2 separate regions of the Mus musculus genome follow, and region 2 is linked to region 1. Evidence: chromatin loops called from intact Hi-C (ENCODE). Cell type or tissue: left cerebral cortex. All regions are shown on one strand.

Region 1 (2,500 bases):
GTGGCTAGGTTTGGCTGTGGCAATTCAGCAGTGACTCTGCCAGCTTGGTGAGGGATGGGGAGGTGTGCTAGACACTGGGTGGACGCATCCCTCCCGTACCCCTCCCCCATGCCTTGCATAGTGTTTGGTCAGGCAAGGTCTCCTTCTTCCTCCTGTTGCCATACTCTCTGGACTCTTGCATCAGCCGTGTTAAAGCCACTGATTGGCCAAAGCTCTTTTGATTCCTGGAGACATGTCTAGATCACATCTGAAAGGTTTTTTTTTTGAGACTTCTTCAATTTCAGACCCTGTCAGACTAAAAACCTAATGGGATTCTCATCTTTTTTTTTTTTTTCAGAATTAATTTTATGGCATCAAATTCTTGAATCATTGTATTATAATGCCTTTACATTGTAACCATTCCAGGCACTATGGTTTATCACTCCTTGTGGGGTCCCCCCCCCAACTCTTACTATTTTCCAACTCCCCAATTGCAGAACACAGTTTCTGCCCAGGGAATTCTTGTAGGAGAGAAGCCCCTCTCGCTCCGATTGGCTTGATAAAACCAAAGGAGACACTCCACACACCCACCAGTAGCTTACTCACCTTCACTTGCTCCTTAAAGCAGCCATTGTGTGAGGTCCCGAACAAGGACTAACCCTGACTTCACCTCTTTAAGTTGTTACAGACCCCCAGAAACAGAGTCAGCTCCGATCCTAACAGCGACTCGATCGCTTGTTTTTGTCTCTATTCACCAAATTAAGCCCCTTCCTTTCCCAACTCTTGAATCAGTTTTATCGACTAAATCAAGGACGTTCGTTCGGAAGGAGATCTCTCTCCGATCAACGTGCAGAGTTTGTCTTGATAAAGTCACTTCCCTCGACTGCACATTTTGGATAGAAAACGTCAAGTTTGGAAAAGCTCATCTTTCTTAGTAAAATATGAAGGCTCATCTATTCTGGGTGCTTTCGGGGCAATTAGCTGGACTTTTCTAGTTTGATCAGTTGAGCGAGCCCGCAGCGCCCCCTGCAGGCCAGATCTTGCTATAGCTCAACCCCGGTGAACTGAAAAAAGGCTTCCAGGGCCGCTCCAAAGGATTCTGTACAGAACCCCATATCATGGCGTCAAGGTCTTAATAAGAAGACATGCGGTGGCTAAGTAAATACCATGTGGCTTCTGAAGTGTCTAGCAAGGAATAAGCTTTCATAAAACTTCACAGCCTAAATATTTCTCCCATTGCTTCGCTAAAAACCCTCGGAAAACTGTCTGCGGCATGGAGACCAGATGTTAAGGTCCAGCCAACCGACACTTTAACAGTCTGATCCAGTGGCTTGATTTTTAAAAAAATTGTTTCCTATGGTACCCTACTACCTATCATGATGGGCAGAGGGGGTGAAGGGCGGAGGCAGTCCTAGCTTTTTAAACCGTGTGAAATCAGAACAAGTCATTTCTCTCTGCCCCTGTTTCCTGCTGTGTCAAAGCAGGGCTGTTGTGAGCACGAAAGCTAACGCAGAACTCTTCAACAGGGCAGCAGGGGTTGTTATTTATATTGCTGTTTTTCCCCAAAGTATCCTCGGCAAAAGCAGCAACACTCCTCCCCGACCCCTTGGTGCTCAGCAACAGGCTCTTCTTACGTAAATCGCGGCGGCCAATGAGCAGACATGTGGGCGGGGTTTAGAATAAGCCAATAGGAGCCTGCAGCGACGCTCTGGATAGGACCAGGCATGTTTCCAGGCTGACAAGGCAACTCTCCGAAGCTGTTGAGGAGACCTGAAAGGTCTTTAAAATCTTCTTGCTCTGCCTATCAACCGGGCTCTGATTGGTCTAAAACTCAGCGCCTGCCTCTCCTCCGCCCGCCCTGAGCAGGAAGGGAGCTGGTAGCACAAGGCTTACTTTTTTTTTTTTTTTTCTTAATATTTGAGACTAGGTCTGTACACCAGGCCCATAACTCAAATCCGGAACTCAAACTTGTTATGTATCCAGAGGCTGATCTTAACTTTATGATGGCCCTGCCACAACTTCCCAAGTATCTGGGATTGCAAGTCTGTGTTGCCTCCCCTGGTGTTTTAAATCTCTACACATTCTTTCGCATGTGGGGATGTAGCTCAGTGGTAGAGCGCATGCTTAGCATGCATGAGGTCCTGGGTTCGATCTCCAGGTTTTTTTTTTTTAAATCCATTTACACACTTAAGTGCTTCTATGTGTTACATTTTTAATATTAAAGAGGCCCTTGCCGGGCGTGGTGGCGCACGCCTTTAATCCCAGCACTCAGGAGGCAGAGGCAGGCGAATTTCTGAGTTCGAGGCCAGCCTGGTCTACAGAGTGAGTTCCAGGACAGCCAGGGCTACACAGAGAAACCCTGTCTCGAAAAACAAAAACAAAAAAAGAGGCCCTCAAGCATGGCATGATAATGGTTGTTGAAGGCCACACTGGGCTACAGAGTGATTTATCTCGGAAACTCAGTAAGTGCTAGTATCAAAAATAAATAAATAAGTAAATAAACAAGTAAGTAAGTAAATAA
Region 2 (2,500 bases), 470 kb before region 1:
AGAGATGAATAGAGAGACCCTGCTTCAAAAAACAAGACAACAAGTGTATCCTCAAAGGACTACTAGTTGGAAAGTATGGGAAAGAAGATAAAGGAGAAGAAAGGAGGAAGGCAGGGAGATTTTCAACAAAGCAATACAAATTCTTTGTGGAAGTGGACAAAGTGCTTGCCAAGCAAGCATGAGGACATGACTTCAGATCCCTAGAACCCACATAAAAGGGCGGCAAGGCAGGTGTGACAGCCACCTGTAATTTAAGCACTCAGGTGGCAGGCACAAGGAATCTCTACGATGACTAGCTAGCTGACTAACTAGAACTGGCTAGCTCTGGGTTCAACAAGAGACTCTGACTCAACAAAGGAAGTAGAGTGTGATCAAAGATGTGCAAAGTCAACTTTGGGCCTCCATACACATGTGCATGGACACACACACAAACACACACACACACACCCCACACACTCATGAAAAACTTTAGGCTGGGTGTGGTGGCTGGCACAAAGCTCTGATCCCAGCACTGTGGAGTGAGAGGCAGAAAGATCTCTATGATTTTGAGGCAAGCCTGGTCTACAGAGCATTCATGTGTTGTTCCCTATCTTAAGAACGAAAACCCAAAGTACAATGTTACTAGGATAGATGTCATAAAGAGCCAAAAATGTCCACAACTCTCTGTTGAAAGTTCCTCCAAATAGAAAGAGAAGCCAGGATCAGGATCAGAGGGCAGGCAGCATGCTCAGTGAGGCCTGAGTTTGATACTCGGCACTAGGAAGAAAAGCATGCGTCAGTATTCTTTTTCAAAGGAAAACAGGAACATAATACTTCCCCCAAATGTATAAAAAGCACAAACATATGTACAGTCATCATTTTGGTTAAATGCATTTTTTTAAATATATACTTCACAAAAATGAGGTACTATTTCTTTCTAAAAAGATTCAAGACTCTTCCGATTTCGGGCAGTTTGTCTAAAGGCTGCCTTAAAAGCCACCCTCCCAGAGCAAACCTCTTCCTGTTTGTCAAGTGTGTGTTTACTTTCACATCTGCTTCAAAAGATAAAAGCAACAATGGGGACACCAACCACAAGACTGTGTCCTACCAAGCCGGAAATGACGCTATAAACCCAGACTTGCTGTGAAATGGGTCTTCAGAACACTCACACACAGGCTAACATGCAAATAAAAACTTAAAAAATTTACAGTGTGAGTCTGAATCAAACCCAAAGATCGACACTGGACAAAACTGCATTACATATTTGCATACAACCATTATACAGACCCAAAGACATCCAATTTCAGTAGACAAGGGTACAAGTAAGGTATAAAAATACAAAGGCTCGGAGGGTAGGTGAGCTACACAAGCCTAGCAACCTGACTTCAATCCCTAGAACCATATAAAGAAGAGAACTATGCCACAGTTTGCCTCTGGCCTCCACACAAGCAAACATCATACACATCTGTGTACACACACACACACACACACACACACATACACACGACTACAATAGTAAAAATTAATCAGAGATACTTAGCAGGAGCTGGGTGATGGTGGTGCATGCCTTTAATTCCAGCACAGGGGAAACAGAGGCAGGTGGATCTCTGTGAGTTGGAGGCTAGCCTGGTCTACAGAGTGAGTTCTAAGACAGCCAGGGCTACACAAACAAAACCTAGTCCAGCACAGCCAGGCTATGTTACACAGAGAAACTGTCTAAAAAAAAAAACAAAAAACAATATATATATATATATATATATGTATGTGTGTGTGTGTGTGTGTGTGTGTATTTAAGAGCACCTAGAGTGACTGCAAACATCTGCAATCCCAACATTTCAGAGATGCAGGCAACAGAGTCACAAGTTCAAAGTCACCCTCAACTACATAGCAAGTTTCAAGGCTAGCCTGGGGGTACATGAGACTGCCAGGAAAGAAGGAAGAGAGGGAGGGGGAAGGAGAGCCAGCCACATTAAACAAATGTCACTTCTTCTCTTTTCCCTTTGATAAAATCTGTATGATAGGCACATACTATGCATATATTTCCTAAAATATGATTATCCTCATTTTACACACACACAAATACAGCTTTAGAAAAGGACTTTCACAAGACAACAGTTATAGAGAACTCATCAGCTTTGACAGAAGGTTTACATCCAAAGCTCTTACCCCCGACAAGCAAAAGGGTCTCAGTAAGGTCTCATCACTCTGAATGCCAATTTTCAATTGTGTGATTCTGGACAAGCTACTTAGCTTTTAACTTGTTACCTAAACTGTGAATTGAGATTAATAACACTCCAGTAACCTGGGGTGAGGCTTAACTATGAAAATCATCATGACAGCCAGGCATCTGGTGTCTAAGTATTTCACAGACACCTAAGGATGTGGCTCACAGTAGGAAGCTAGCCTAGCATGCACCAGCACCTCAAGAGAAAAAAAAAAAATTCACATTTGACTTCCTATATTTAACTCATCTAATCACCATAACATTAAAGGTATAGAACATCCCTACCATTATAGAATG

Evidence for each region. Peaks named below come from ENCODE experiments on the same cell type or tissue, not always from the same donor. Only the 100,000 strongest peaks of a DNase experiment are listed, where the experiment ranks them.
Region 2: a loop joins it to region 1, with 7 times the contacts of the local background. A loop is called at or near these places in 1 of 42 quality-filtered maps.

The regions. Positions count from the first base shown.
Region 1 is chr4:132,513,935-132,516,434 of GRCm38, forward strand. n-TAagc8 (a tRNA gene) reads left to right here and starts at 2,074; the gene lies at 2,074-2,145. In left cerebral cortex, a CTCF peak has its summit at 1,010 (motif pointing left); DNase peaks (open chromatin) are centred at 51, 1,008 and 1,661; H3K4me3 peaks cover 1,386 bases; H3K27ac peaks cover 616 bases.
Region 2 is chr4:132,039,404-132,041,903 of GRCm38, forward strand. All of the region lies in intron 1 of Epb41 (erythrocyte membrane protein band 4.1), which reads right to left. Among named protein-coding and RNA genes, the nearest start is that of Gm36157, 8.9 kb to the right of the region's middle. In left cerebral cortex, no CTCF peak of the experiment used is centred here; a DNase peak (open chromatin) is centred at 1,065; H3K27ac peaks cover 873 bases.